2 separate regions of the Mus musculus genome follow, and region 2 is linked to region 1. A link is a loop called in an ENCODE intact Hi-C map of the cell type or tissue named here. Cell type or tissue: heart. All regions are shown on one strand.

Evidence for each region. Peaks named below come from ENCODE experiments on the same cell type or tissue, not always from the same donor. Only the 100,000 strongest peaks of a DNase experiment are listed, where the experiment ranks them.
Region 2: a loop joins it to region 1, with 4 times the contacts of the local background. A loop is called at or near these places in 2 of 42 quality-filtered maps.

The regions. Positions count from the first base shown.
Region 1 is chr7:141,897,779-141,905,778 of GRCm38, reverse strand. It overlaps Tollip (toll interacting protein), which reads left to right and starts at 3,318. Exons shown (of 6, transcript NM_023764.4): 1 at 3,318-3,503. The coding sequence starts at 3,471. In heart, no CTCF peak of the experiment used is centred here; a DNase peak (open chromatin) is centred at 3,268; H3K4me3 peaks cover 1,979 bases; H3K27ac peaks cover 1,790 bases; H3K27me3 peaks cover 1,917 bases.
Region 2 is chr7:141,558,283-141,566,282 of GRCm38, reverse strand. It overlaps Ap2a2 (adaptor-related protein complex 2, alpha 2 subunit), which reads right to left and starts at 4,103. Exons shown (of 22, transcript NM_007459.3): 1 at 3,857-4,103. The coding sequence starts at 3,923. In heart, CTCF peaks have their summits at 27 (motif pointing left) and 4,234; DNase peaks (open chromatin) are centred at 1,632, 3,212, 4,122 and 5,612; H3K4me3 peaks cover 2,323 bases; H3K27ac peaks cover 3,401 bases.

The DNA of each region.
Region 1 (8,000 bases):
CTAACAAAGGATGCACTCCCTCACCCCCCCCCTGTTGGAAATAATATAATAAAAGGTCAAGATGTGAAAATAAAGCAGTTATTTGGAACTTCAAAGCCTGGGTCAAATAGCTCACTTCCTCCACCTCCTAAAGTTTCAGCAATCCTCCACTTCCTAAGGGTTTAGCAATCTTCCAAAACAAGACCACCAACTGGGGACCAAATGTCTTTTTTTTTTTTTTTTCCAAGACAGGGTTTCTCTCTATAGCCCACACTGTCCTGGAACTCACTTTATAGACCAGGCTGGCCTCGAACTCAGAAATGCGCCTGCCTCCGCCTCCCGTGTGCTGGGATTAATGTTTTAAGCACATGAGCTCACGGGGAGTATTTCACAACAATGGGTATGTGGACAATCATGTTACTTCCAACTTCTTTCTTTCTTCTTTTAGTTTTTACTCTTTTTTCTTATAAATTTGTCAAGCTTTTTAATACATTGAGATTAGCAACCCTGCCAGATACATAGGAGGTGTTTTGTCACTTTTAAAATTATTGAGGTAAAAGTTGTATACATGACAACGCACAGATCACAAGTACAAGATGGGTTTTGACAATCTTTTTTTTTCTTTTAAAGAATTATTTATTTTATGTATGTGAGAACACTGTAGCTCTCTTCAGACACACCAGAAAAGGGCATTAGATCCCATTACAGATGGTTGTGAGCCACCATGTGGTTGCTGGAAACTGAACTCAGGACCTCTGGAAGAGCAGTCAGTGCTTTTAACCACTGAGCCATCTCTCTAGCCTGCGTTTTGACTACTACCAGTTATCAGATGATTGGATCTAACAAAAGAAATAGGACCAAACCCTGTATGATGGACAACATGGGCAAAGCTTTGTTGAGACTTCAACTCATGAGCAGAGGGACTTAATGCCAGTTGAAGAGGTGACCAGGCTGCTCACTCAACTAAAGTGGCAGCAGGCTTTTATTGATTGTTTTTCCTGGGAAAGACTAAAGTTTGGTAATTTTTCGATGTCCATGGGCATGTTTTCCTTCTTGTGAAAAAGTATTCTGGCCTTCGAATTTACTTAGTTGATTTAATCTAGGAAATTTTAAGTTACGTTTAGAACTGGTATCAGTGTCTTGCTTAAACATCCTGGCCTTGTGATTTGGTCTGAGCCTTAAAAGGTCATAGAACCTCAGATAATTAAGTCACTATGCTTGGCAAGAGGAAGCACATACCTGCTCCAATGTCCAAGTTAGCCCTGTGGTCTTGGACATAACTGCTTTTCACCCTTTGGTTTGTAGACCAGGCTGGCCTCAATTTCCCAGTCCTGCTCCCATCTCAGCCTCCTAATGATCGGGATTATAGATATGTGCCACTGTACCCAGCAACAACACATTTCTCAGAGTTTCTGTGTGTCTCCATACAGAGTTGAGTAGCATCTTGTGGCAGTTGAGCCCATAGGCTCACATTGGATTAATTGATCCTCAGTGGTGTATTTGAGAAGGGTTAGGAGGTGTGGCCTTGTTGGAGGAGGTATGTCACTAGGGAAAGACTTTGAGGTTTCAAAAGACTGATCCCAATCCTAATATGTCTCTGTCTCCTGCTTGCCTCTCAGTGGTTGCTCCAGCCACCTGCTATCTCTGCTCCACCATCATGGACTCTAACCTTCTGAAACCATAAGTCTAAATTAAACTCTTCTGTAAGTTACCTTGGTCTTATCCCATCAATAGAAAAGCACTACAAATCCGAGTCAAGAGTGAAGGCAACAAAGGGGACAAATACAAGATGATGAACACAGAGATGCTAAGCCTTTCATCCATTTTCTGTTACCCATAACCTCTCTGCTGAGTGGAGTCAGTACTAGCAGCAGAGCTAGTTTTCAAGTTTCTGCAAAGTAACCTAGGTGAATTTTATCATAGTCCACCTATACCAGAGTTTCTATCTGCTGCAAATCTAGTAGAAACAAGTAAGATTATGTCCAGCCACGTGATCCCCACCATGAGAGAGCTTTAAGTCAAGGAAGAACAAATGCTGTGGTTCTGCTCTGACAGACTGTGCCAGGGCTTGAACTGATTTCAGGAACGTACTGAAGCATTTTATGAGATAAAGTTTTTTCTTGGGAACAATTCCCCCTTGGTGTTGTTGGTGGTGGTGTGTGTCTTTTTTAAACTGCTTAGTACTGAAGGATTTGGGATTCATCAGAGGCCATATGTGTGGTCTTAGTCACAAGGGGATCCTATTGTGCTATCCAGATATAATTTTATACAACAGGTTGTCTGCTGCATGTTTAGACACAAGTCACAGGTTTTGTCTATAACCAAGAAGAAAGGATTGAGCAGGGATGTGGACACCAGGAGAGATCAGGGGTCTCTTTAAAACTCTGTCTGCCACAATGGATAGTCTTTTGTGTCTTAGCTTTATCAGCATAGAGATGACAGTTTGGGCAACAGGAGCTAGAGACCGGTGAGAACTGGATATAGATCAGTGTCCAGGAACAGAGCCCAGATGCAGTCCCATGTTATGCCAAGGTAGAGACTGTCACTAGAGTTGGAAGATGTAATCTTAAAGATGAAAGGAACACAAGAGAACATGGTGTGAGTGAGGAAATGTTCTTGGTACTCCTAGACAGTACCAAGTCTATTGCCGCACAAGTAAAAGGGGACCTACAGACTGGTGACCACCATAGGGTAAACTCCTTATAGGAACTACCCTGGTTCTATCTGGCCAAGTATTCTTCTGAAGAGAGTGCTCTGAAAAGGCAAGAGTGGGTGGCCCGGGTTTCCTAGGGACAGATCTTCATCTCTCCATTCATTTAGCAAATCCAAGGCTGGTGGAAGTTTTCCGTCCCACTCTTGTCTCTCCTTCAGCTTGGTTTCTTCTTTTAAAATTTAAATATAAATGTTCTCCCTCCCACAGAATTTTGAGGTAATTCAAGAGCTTGAGGGTAGCTGGTTCTACTGCCATCTGTTTTTTTTTTCGCTCAGGCAGCCAAACCTCAGTTTTCTCCAAGCGGATCACGCACCTGCAAGCGGTGGTATCACAGCTATCTCCAGTTAGGTGACTAGACGCTGTGGCAACTCGACCGAATTGAGATGTGCGTCCCTGTTCTAGGTGTATGCGACTGGGTGAGCAGGCTTCTGCCCGCAGGAGAGTGTTCAGGTTTAGGCATGCGCAAACAGTCTGACAGCCATTTTAACGGGCTGCTGAGCGCCCGAAGGGAGCCACTGCGCAGGCGTGTACGGGAGACCCATTTCCCCCTGAGGTCGGAACACGCGTGCGCGGATTAGCCGGAAGGGGCGGGGCCAGCTATTGCCAAGCTCTGTGCTTTGGGAACGCCGGGGTGGGGCGGGGCGGGGCGACTGTCAGCTGACTGAAGAGCCGATTGCCTCGCGGGACAACGGTCGGCGACGCAGCTTGTGGTGGGAGCGGAAGAGCTCTCCCGGCGGGTCTCTGTGCAGTTGGCGAGGCAGAGGGCCGCCGCAGCACCATGGCGACCACCGTCAGCACGCAGCGCGGGCCGGTGAGTGCTCTGGGCCAGAGCCTGGCTGGGGCAGTGGAGCCTGGGGTCGGACTCCTCAGTCTTTTACGGGGCCCCTCGCGGGTTGCTCTTCCGTCCCGGGGCTTCGCGGGTCCTACCTTCGGGTACCCACCCGGAGCAGCGACTCTCGTCTATCGGACATCTGGGGTGGAGGAAGGCAGAATTTGATGGTTCCCCAGATGCCCACGGGCCCTGAAGCTCCTGGCCTCCTTCATGGAGAGGGATCCTGACTCCCGTGGTCCTCCTGGGTGGAGGCCCTGAATAGGGTTCCTCTACACAGAAGAAACCTTACCCCATTGGTCCCCAGATGGAGTGGGACCCCGACTTCCCTTAGTTCCTCAGATAGAAAGGGCCCTGAACCCCTTACGTTCTCAGATCTATCACCTGCTTGGTCTCCCAGATGGACACAAGCCCTGACTCTTGGTCTCCCAGATTGAGAGTGGTACTGACTACATTAATTTCCCAAACTGAGAGGTGCCTTGGTTCCCCGTCTCTCAGAGGAGTGGAGTCGGACACCTTTGGTCCCCCAAAGGAGAGAGATAACCTGGTCTCCTTGGTTTCAGAAATGGTGAAAGATCCCACTTTGTAGTCTGTCCTTACTTGTGACAGTTTCCTCTTCTCCCTAACATCTATAGAAAATAGGGTACTACCTCTTGAGCTTAGTTAGTGGCTACCTTTTCAAGCCTCAATTTCTTCATTTATAAACGAGGAGAGGGGAGCAGAGAACTTGGAAGACCCAACAGGGTTGTCTCTTCAGGATTGTCTTGGGTTCTATTATACTACCTGTCTCACCTCCCCTAGTGTGTATGGCCTCCCAGTAGCTCCCTGAGACTGGTGTGGGTGGGATGTTGTTAGCCAACTGTGGCTGTGTGGAGTAGAACATTGTTCTGATCAGCACCTCAGTGCCTTTTCCCCTGAAGTTAATATTGAGTGTGCCTGCAAAGCCTGTGGTTTCCCAGAGTTTTTTCACCCTGACAGCTTGGTGTTGATTGTGTGTGTGTGTGTGCGTGTGTGTGTGTGTGTGTGTGTGTGTGTGTGTGTGTGTAACAGGTAACTCCTTGGGATAGATTACTGATTTCCTGACTTTGAAGAAAGCCTCAGGCTTGTTAGATGCTTTTTAGGAGGGCTTTGAAGCCAGATCTCCTGAGCCACTGTCAAACTTGGATGGAGATTTCCAATGTTGGAGTTACTTTCATGTTCATCAACCCTTCTTCATCCTCACGGTGTCTCAGCAAACTATAGAAGATTGATGGTGGCTGCCAGAGGAGAAAGGGAGACAGAGCTTTGCCCTTTTCATATCCCCTGCCAAGTGGACACATGGCCAAGGAGAGTGGACCCTTTCTTACCGTGTGGTCTGAGAGTGTCCTTATCTCTTGTGGTTCAGGCTGAGTTTGAATTCATCTGATGGTGAACTCCATGTCTGTCATGAGTAAGAAGCTATCTTTCCCTGTTGCTTAGAGAAACTCTGGTGTTGTACAGAGCTGCAATAACCTACACAGTGATGAGTAATTGGGAGTGTCAGATGATGTTGATACTAGCAGAATCTGTGGAGTCAAATCCTGACGTTTGATCTTTCTACTTGCCCAGAGTTCCTGGGAGAATGTAGTCATAGAAATACAACATAGACAGCTGAGTGGTTTTAGGTTTTCATGACTTGTAACTTTGGGCTGTAAGAACTTGTCATAAGTGACGGGTATCTCAAGGTTTATTTGGGATATGCATATCTTCATCATAGTATTAGTGGTCACAATATTTAGAGTAACTGGACACTGAGCCACAGGTGTGGAGCACAGGGACACAGCTATGCATCGTAACTTATGTAAGCCAGAGAATGACAGTCACCATCAGATCTGTGCTCTTTCCAGTGACTTGATGTGGGAGGACTGCATGGGCCATAGCCAGGGTCTCTGTAGAATAGAAGGCCTTGAACTTCATCTGGGAAGTGCTATTTCTTAGAGTGCAGACCTTTTTCAGTTTTCAACTTTTCACTGGCCACTTCACCTGGAATGATATACTCATCTACCTCTGGATTCACTAATATTTGAAAAGCTTTTAGCCAGTTGTCAAGGTCTAGTAGAACTGCCAGAGTGTGGTATGCTTCTCTGCTATTCATATCACACTCAGGGTTGTATGAACCCTAAGTGAACCAAGTGCTGCTTCTAAACAGATGAAGTGCATGCATTTGGTCAGTGCTGGGTCCTGCAAGCAGCCTTCTTTGTGTAGTCCAACCGGGATTAGACCATGGCCCAGTGTCTCCATCCTATGAACCTGGACTTAGGCTTGGGCAGTTGACTCTGTAGCTGACCTTTACCTCTGAGGAGTGGAAAGGACTGACAAGAGTATCTTGGCAGGCTATAAAAGGCAGAGGACAATCTCATCAGGGTGAGGAGGGCTCTCTGTCCTTGGTTAAGGGTTTAGGTGGGCAGGTATGAGGACAGATAGCCGCACCTACATGGTTGTAAAGGAATAAGTTCTTCCCTGGGATATGTGGTCTTTTATAGTTTTAGACTTTAGGGTGTTTTTTTTTTTTTCGTGGGTGGGGGGTTAAAAATAGCCACTGCAGGGCACTGAACCCTATGCTATATCTATATTGCTTTTGAAAATGCTGGTATTTTGAAATTACCAACCCTTTTTGCTACTAAGTCCATAAACCCACTCCTTCCCTACAGTGAGTGACTTGTAGGATCCAACTTCTTGTGGGGATACATGTAGGAGGTCTTGCTCCCTGGAGGCTGCACCACATGTAGGGCTGGCATTTTGAAGGTTCTCCTTTATAGATGTGTTGTGTAGAGTCCCACAGGTTCTGCCTTGTCCTGTGTGAGATGCTGGTTAACCAGTGAGCTTTGCCAGAGACCACTGACTCTGGCTTTGCCCCTCCTCATTCTGTGGGTGGTCCTTAGTGTCCATGCCTTGCTGAACCAATGACTTGATTAGTGATGGCAAAGTGATTTTTTTTTTAATTTGTAGATTACTTTGTATGTATGAATATTTCCCCTGTGTATATGTATGTATACCATGTGCATTCTTGGGGCCCATGGAAGTCAGGAGAGGGGTCAGATTCCCCAGAACTGGAGATACACATAGTTCTGAACCATGTAGGTGCTAGAAATTGAACCCAGGTTCTCTGGAAGAGCAGCCACTGCACTTAACCACTGAAACATCTCTCCAGCCCCAAAAGAGTCATTTTTAATTTGTTCATATGTTCTGTACTTGGTAACTGGATCTCCTGTTAAAGATAAGCTTTTCTCATCACCCAGAGGTGCCTGGGTTGTTTAGTTTCTAAAGTACAGTAAAATGAGGCTTCTAATTTTCTAGTAATGGAGAAGGGATTTGAGTTCCTTAGGATGTATGTCAGATTTATTTATTTATTTATTTATTTATTATTTATTTATTTACTTATTAGTGTTACTATATACCTGTAGTTTTCAAACCTCCTGTGTGAGTTAGCATCCTCTTGTCTATACATCTTCACAGGGCAGAACCTGAGCAAGAGGTTGTGCTCCCCAGCTGGCCACTAGGCCTATGTCTCTGGGTCCTTGAGAATGTCTGCTCTGGATTCTGAGGTGAGGCTATACCTGAGTATAAGTCTAACATCAGGCTGTGGTGACCAGATAGTGACCTCTATTGGCTTCTTGCCTTTTTATTTTATGCAATTTTGTAACTACTCTGTTTTTCCTTTTAAAAAATATTTACAGGGTTTTTCTTTCTTTCGTTTATGTTTTGACTTTACATTTTATTCAACATTTATGTTTAGGAGGAGTCTACCCACAACAACATATAGCTGTGTCCTTAAAAGTCAAATCTAAGAAGTACAGGTTTCTATTGAAACCTATTTTATTTTATATGGCATAAATATATACACATTTAACACTTTAAGGCTTGCATTTGTTTTGATTCATTAAATAGTTTTTAATGTGTGTAATTAGTAGTAATCATATTTTTGAAAATGTATTTAATAAGTAGTAAATTCTTTACCAGTTTGGTAAATGTATGGTTTATTTCTTTTCTCTTGGGAGTTACCCCAGGAATTTTAACACACAGTCTTGCAGATCTAAAGTTGGTTGTGTCTCTGTGGTCCCCAGTCTGTGCAAAGACCATAGTTGGTGGTGACCCGGTGGTCCCATCCCACCTGGTGTGGTTGTGCCATATATGATGGTTCCCCTTCCTTTGAGCAGTAGCATTTTTGTCAGTGCTTGTTCAGATCTGAGATGTGAATCTTCTTCCTCATCCCCCTGTGTCTGTTCATCAGGGTCTTGGCTGTGCTTTCAAGCTGTTCTTTTAGAACTCTTGAGTGTAGTTCCTGAGGGCTGTGTGGAGTGGCACTCAGTCCACTGCATGCCTGCCCTGCTGTCATCTCGTCACTCCTTTACTAGTCTTCCATTCTTTGGAGTTTCAGTATAAACCACTGAAAGCCTTTCAAGTGCAGTTTCCATCCTGACTGAGGGCCGATCGCCATATATTGAACAATATAGAACTGTT
Region 2 (8,000 bases), 340 kb after region 1:
CATCTGCAATGGGGTCTGATGCCCCCTTCTGGTGTGACTGAAGATAGCAATGGTGTATACATTAAATAAATAAATGAATCTTTAAAAGAAAAAATATCCCAATAGTGTACTAATACTGTCAGCTTTCCTGTGTTGAAAATATCGTAGTTACAAAAGATGTCCACATCAGGAAAGGTAGAGTGGAGGATACCAAGGGCCTTCCTGCCAATTTCTTCACAACTTCCTATGAATTATTTCAAAATAAATTATCTTAAAACTTGGACTAAAAACAAAAAAAACAAAAACAGATTTTTTTTTCATTTTTAACGTTCAGTGGGACACACATGGCACAGCACACATGCACAGTGTACCTGGCAGCGGTTAAAGTACAATTCGGGGAGTCCGTTCTCTTCCACCACGTAGTATCCAGGGATGGAACTCAGGTCACCAGGCCTGGCAGCTCTTGTCCTTACCAGCTGAGCTATCTTACCAGCCCAAATCAGCAGTTAAGAACACTGGCTGCTCCTACAGAGGATGCAGGTTCAAGTCTTAGCACTCACATGGCTACTAACAACTATCTATAACTCCAGTTCCAGGGATCCAACGTCTTCTTCTGACCTCCACAGGCACCAGGCACACATGTGGCAGACAGACAGACATGCAGGCAAAAAATTCATACACTGTGTATGTTTGTAAGTATGTATGTATGTACATATATATGTTATAGTGTGTATGTATGCATGTGTTGTTATTTAAAGAAGAAAAAAGAAACAAGCTGAGATGGCCCAGCAGTTAAAAACACTTGCTGCTCATGCAAAGGACACGGGTTCTGTTCCCAGCACCTACCAACCATCCTGGGGAGATCACAACGACCTGTTCTAGGAAATTCAAAACCTTCTTCTGGCCTCTCCCAACACCTCATGCACATGATACACATATAAACAAGCAAACCCACAAACATATAAGTAAAAATAAAAGCAAGAGAAACAGAAGAATGTACAAGGTTCTGATATACTGAAATCATATTACTAAATTCACAGGCCTTGGGTGAAGCAGACCAGGAAAAAACATGTTAGTTTTATGAGACTGAATTTGTCTGTTACCTGAGCTGCAGAGCTGCAGGCCTCGGTGACATAGGAGCAGGTTGGTGGCTGCCTATGCTAAGAAAGTAAACTAGTAACCAAGTGCAAACAAGATGCAGATCCTCCCAGCTCACACATCCTTTTGTCCACCGACCCTCCCCTCTCAGTGTTCATTCAACACAGGCCTTCAGAGAGATACCAGATTAAAACCAGACACGAAACAGACTTTGAGGACACATGAGCTCATAGCCGACCCCTTGAGAACCAAGGCTCACTGGCTGGCAGCTTCTAGCTCCAGGGTTGGTAGCAGAGCCAGGATCCAGCACTGCACCCTAGGGACTGACCTAGGACTCCCTCTCCACAGAGTTACCAGCCACTCTCATCATGAGAAAACAGTAACCACAAAAGCGAGAAAAGCGAGAGCAGTGACACTCCCCACCTCCCATGGCCTAGGGATCATGTTCACGCCAGCTCTGGTCCCCCCCCGCTCAAGTGAGAATGTCTGTGTCTTGCTTGGGGCTGACTCACTCACAGAGCACATATTGTACGCCAGACACTGAGGGGCACGGACGGGTGGAGTGAAGAGCAAGGCACAGAGGGCCCTTGCTTTGGTGCTTCCTGTACAGTAGGACATAAGATTCCCCTGGAAGAGACAACATCACACCATCACAGAGGACACTGCTCCACAGGAGAGGGAGGGCCACAGTGTCACGGGAGACCTGACAGCTGAGAAAGAAGGCATTCTGAGAGAATGGCTAGGTTACACAGAAACCTGCACCCAGAGAGACCCAGATACCAGGTACCCTGTCTTCCAACAGCTCCTCTAGGAATGGTCTTGTACATTCCATACAACTTTGGGGAACTATTTACCACTATTTCAACTGAGGCACTTGGTGTTGCCAAACATCCTCTAAAACATAGAACTGTCTCCCCACAACAAAAATCAATCATCCCCAAAGATTAGCTATGCCAAGGAGGGATGGCTTCTCTACCAATCAGCCAGTAAGTTATTTACCAAGTTCTTACCATGTACCACCTCTGATCAAACACAGGGCATGTCTAACAAGTGGTAACCTGTTGGGTGAGAAACTGGCTTTCACTCTCAATGTCCTGCACAAATGTAACCCTCTTCAGAAGGATGGAGCTGGGGAAATGGTTCAGGGGGTAAAGATACTTGCTGCCACACCTGAAGACCCACATGATGAAAAGGGGAAACAGACTTCTGAGAGAGACGTCCTCTGACCAGAACACAGGCACCATGGCTTGTGGGTGAGTACACATACACACACAACACAAACACTTATAAATGTAATTTTTTACAAAAATTTTAAGAAAATAACAGCTGGGCGGTGGTGGCGCACACCTTTAATCCCAGCACTTGGGAGGCAGAGGCAGGTGGATTTCTGAGTTCGAGGCCAGCCTGGTCTACCAAGTGAGTTCCAGGACAGCCAGGGTTATTAAAGAAACCCTGTCTTGAAAAAACCAAAAAGAAAAAGAAAAGAACAAAATGCTTCATGACTATGAATGTTATTGTCTAAAATTTTGGTAAGCCCTGATCCAAGGATGCCTGTATCTTTGCAGAGCAGGGAGGGACAGAAATCTACCTCTTCCAGAGTCCTACAGACCCAGGCAAGCTGGGGTCCTGCACACAGTCTTAGGGAATACAGTATAAATTTAAGTGTTAGTGTGACGACACACTGGGCAAAATTCCTCAGGAAGCATATTAATCTCTAAAGTAACAAAAATCATGGAGTCAGCTATTTGCTGGATACCAAGAAAAAAATAAACTGACAGGAAAATGGCTTTTCTTCTCATCAGTAAGGGGGTGTCTGATAACCCTCAGAAGTTTCTGTAAGCCAAAGTCCTGGGCACCCGCCCTGCCTGACCTTTAACCTTCCGACCCATTTCACTTTGAGCAGATTTTTTTTTTCCACCCAGGGGACACTGGCTACAGAACTGCTCAGCGGAGAAGCAGGCGCAGCTTCCAGCATCCACACCCGGCTGCTCCCGGTTCCCTGGGGGAATGAGTCACTTTAATCGCAGTGGGTGAGATCTAATCATCGCCCAACATGCCGCCTGAATCAGGTCCGAGAGACGTATAGTGTCCCTATCCCCGCCCAAAGAGAAATCCACGCTGTTTTGGAAAAGGCTGGGTTAAAGGCTCCATTACTAGAAAGACCAAGATGACATCATGCTGGGGAGGGGCGTCTAGGGCCGGAAACCCCTCGACTGTGCCACAAACCCCACAGACTCCCCACCGCGCCCCGCACTCCCATCGCTACACCTAGATCTCAAGACACCTAAGCCCCGCACCTCAGTCTGAACACCCACAGGCAATCTCCCAACTGTCCAAACCCATACATGCAATCACTCTACCAGGGGTCCGCACCCCAGATCTCTGCCTAACATCTCTGCTCCTACCCCAACCCCACTGCCAGATTTGCACCTCCAGGACCCTGCCCCACTCACCAGCACGAATCTTCACTCTACACCTCATCTTCGGGTCAGGACTTGGGACACCACCACCATCACCCCAGTCTGGTCCCCCCGCAGCAGGCTACCAACTCCCGCCAGATGTGCACCCAGGACGCGCGCTCTGCACCCTAAGCGCCCGCGCGGGACCCCCGCCCCACCGCGCGATCTGCACTCCACAGCCCTCCTTCTCAAGCCTGAGCGGACCCGCGCACCGGCCCACACCCCTCTCCCCGTTCCGGCCGAACCCCCCAGACCCCCGGCCGCACCTGCGGACCCCCGGCCGCGCCCCCGCTCAGGCCCGCCCGGCGTCTGGCACTCACAGTTGCGGATGTCGGAGATGAAGACCGCTAGGCCTCGCATCCCGTCCCCCTTGGATACGGCCGGCATCTTTGCGCCCCGGGAGCGGCCTCGGCGGCGGGCTAGAACAGCACGGGCGCGGCGGTCACGCCGAAGAGCCCTGGAGCGCGGAGCCGCCTAGCCACAGCCGCCTCGGGCCCCCGAGCGCCGCTCGCTGGGCTGCGCGCGCGAGCACGCACGACGCACGCGCTGGCGCGCACGCTGAGCCTCGCGCCCGGCGACGGGCGGTGCAAGAGAGCGTGCGCATTCTCGCGGTGCTGGGGGGCGGGGGGAGGACGAGGAGGATGGGGGCGTGGCGCGGGATAGAGCCGGATTGCTGCTTGGAGAACCGGAGCTGTGCGGAGCGCGCAGGCGCTACACCTCCTGGTATCACCGCCTGGTGAAGGATCCTTCCAATGTATACCGGAGTAGCCCCGATCTCGCTCTCACGGGTGAGCCCGGCTTTACCTAGACAGAGACACTGACACCAGTGCGGGATCAACCCAGTGTCACACAGGGGTGTAGGGGAGGAGCGGGCTGCACTAGCACCTACAGCAGTCAACCTTTGCCTGTGCAAACCGGCCCCAGAGCCCTGGCAGTTGGACTGACCTACCCCAGGCCACCGGCGTGGAACCGGAGTGAGAGGCGTTTACAAGCCTCTAAACTGGGACAAAAGGAAGCGCTACTCCAGGTTCCTACTTCCCTTACAAATGGGGAAACTGAGGCTTGAAGCTAGACTGACCACTCTTGCCGAGGTGACTGTTGTCTGGAGTACAACCTCTCAGCATTCATCCAGGCCCCTTTGCTTATTGCTTCTGCTCCCCTGTTCCCCTCTCTAGCGAGGTGGCCCCATTGGATCCTTCCTATGGACCCATTTTGCAGAAGAGCGGGATTGGCCCACCACTCCAGGAAGTGGAGATCATGGTGGCTCTTCCCTAGCTCTCTTCTGTGAAGAGGAAGCTTCACACCTAAGGTGGTTATCATGATCCAGACCCACTAGGCAGAACTCTCTGTCCCTTGCTTTTATACAGATGTGGTAGAGCCTAGTCCAGAGAATAAGAGGCACGACCCTCCTATAAATCAGGCAGTCCACCAAGGTCCCAGGACTGATGGAAGAAACTGAGAACATAATAAGCCAAATCTCTGGTGAGGCTGCTGAATTTGCCTGACTTTTTAAGAGGTGAAAGAGCCAGCACCAGAAAATAAACTTCCTCCAGCTTGTCTGCACCATCAAAAAGATGCTTCTGGGCCATATAAGGAGTGCTGGACAGGTGGCAATAGGAATCCCATTGCTTATGCCCAGACAGGAATGAGACTGCAGGAGATTCTCAGACTCCTCCATTGTACTGACTCTGAGAGTCACCACAGCCATCCTATAGTTAGTATTTTAAATAATTTCATTATAAATTATTTATTGAAAGGGGTGTGCAATGTGGAACTCAAAGGACACTTTGTGAGAGTCAATTTTTTTCCTTCCACCTTGTGAGTCCCAGGAAGCACCTTTACCCACTGAGCCATGTCTAAAAAATGGTTAATCTTGGTTGTCATATTGGATAGGATCTACTACACTCATCATGAAAACAAACATCTGGACACACCTGTCAGGAAGTTTCTAGATTAGTCTGATTGAGGCCCACCATAAATATAGGCTGTAAGGGTCCTGAGCGGAATAAAAAGGAACGGGGTGAGCAACAGCATTCATCTGTTTCCTGGCTGTGGTGACAATGTGACGAGCTGCCTGAGCTCTTACAGTCATGACTTCCCATTCTGAGAGAACATATCCTCCAACTGTGAGCTTCTACAAAACCTTTTCCTAGCTTGCTTTTGTCACAGCAAAAATAAATAATAATAAAGTGTCGCACAAGTGTGCCACATCAGGCCTGACAAGTGGACACAGGAAAGACTCCACCTATGGCCAGTGCCACCTATGGCCATCTCAGATACACAAGCCACCAGATCACTTTCCCCACACCGAAGCCTTGAACCTGAGCACATGATCCTTCCAAACCACTCACTGAAGGAGAGGCTGCCATTGGTAATGTGCCTTGAGAACAATTCTGTTTAAGTTGTCTGAACTAGAGACTTGTCACAGTATTTTCCCCAAAGACAGATGGTACTGAAAGCCCTGCCTTCCTCCACAGGTTGGAAGGGCGCTGCAAGCTCCAACTGCAGTTTGATAGAGGGGACAGCAGAGCATCCCAGACAGACAGCCCTGCCCTGTCTCATTTCCTATGCTCTCCTAGCTCTGCTCTTGCCCGCCTCCAGTCAGTTTTACAAATGACCCAGTTTCCTTCCTGTAGCTTCTTCAGTAAGTTACAGATAATGAACCTTATACAAAATCTTGGGGTTCTCTGCCTAGTACAGGTTTGGCTAGATCCTGATCATATTGAAGGGCAGGAATGCAGAAGTCCTCAGACCCAGTGGCTATCTTTGTGATTAGATGACTACCTGTGGTCATCAGAAGTGACAAGGGGGCATGCCCCTTTAACCCCAGCACTTGGGAGGCAGAGGCAGGTGGATCTTTGTGAATGTGGGGCTAAACTGCTCTACAGAGCTAGTTCTAGGACAGTCAGGGCTACACAAAGAAACCTTGTCTTAAAAAAGAAGGAGAAGGAAGAGGAAGTAGAAGAGGAAGAGGAGGAAGGGACAAGTACTCAGGAAGGCCAGCTCCTGAGAGCAGAGTAACCCCTGCCACAAATGACGTGTAGATATGGAAGGATTCAAAAACTCTAAAGTGGTAATGGGTGTGGCTCAGTGGTAGAACATTTTTCTTGAATATATAAGACCACTCGTATGATCCCCAGGACCACAGGAAAATAAAATAAATTTCAGTGAGCACGGCAGTTCATACTTTGTAATCCCAGCTATTTTGAAGGCCAAGGAAAAAGGATTGGAGGTATAAGACCAGACAGGCAAGTTAATGAGACTCTGTCTCAAAATTAATTTTAGTTTAGACAGGGTCTCATGTGGCTCAGGCTGACCTCAAACTTGCTGTGTAGCTGATACCGGCCTCTAAAATAATCTTTTAAAAGGCTGGTGATGTAGTTTAGTGGCAAAGTGCTTACTCAATGTAGAGATCAGGCTGTGCCCTGCTCTAAGTTACTACATATTATGTGGAACCATGGCTTTCAGGCTGTGCCTTGCCTTGGGTGACTCCATTTTACAAGCAGCATTTGGCTGTATTCTGAGTGCAGCTATAGAGGCAGGAAGGCTGTATCTCACTCATGCACATAGGCACCACCACCTTTCCAGCACCACCCATGAGGCACAGACTGATAAATAACATTCCTAAGAAGTAGCAAAGTTACCACCTTTGAGCTTATCAAAGTGTATTGGAACACTCTCAGAAAAGTGTAGCCTTGGGGGGGGGCAGTGAGGGATATGTGTGTGTACACACATATAATCCTAACACTCAGGAAGTTGAGGCAGGTGAATCTCTAAGTTGTAGGTCAGGGCTACACAGCAAATTCCTGTCTCAAGAACCAGTGGCAGGGGGGTGGGGGAGGGGGGTTAGGGGTAGCAGGCCTTTTAAATGTATTGAATACACTAGACCAAAAAGGATATACCAGACCCTTACCTGTATCACTTAAAAGAAGAGATACCTAACATTCCCGTGGCAGCAGTGTTGATAGAGATAGGACCCAATAAACTGTCTTCTGACCATCCTGTGTAGTATGTGCCTCAAGGGATGGATATGCAAAAACACCCCTTATTGTCCCCTGGGGCTTTGGCTCAGCATGATATCTGACAATTTGTCACTGCCCAGTCAAGTTCCAGTCTGTCCATCAGTCCTGGACTCCTCTTTCCGTCTGGACCCTGTCCTGCCCTTCATCTCTGTGGCCCTGCTCCTGCCAGCAACTCTCCCTCCCGCTGGGTTTGTAATATCTTATCTAGCCACATGTGTATATGCTCTTGGCCTGTCTTCCGGAAGACCTCTTTGAATTCAGAGCCCTCTTTCCCTCTTTTAGTTAGGGTTACTATTGCTGTGACGAAACACCACAACAAAAAGAACAGCAATTTGGGGAAGAGAGGGATTGTGGTTAACACATCTGTAGTCACAGTCCACTAAGGCAGGAAACTCAAACTTGGCTTTAGCTTGTTCAGCTCTCTCTCAGTTTTTCAAGACAG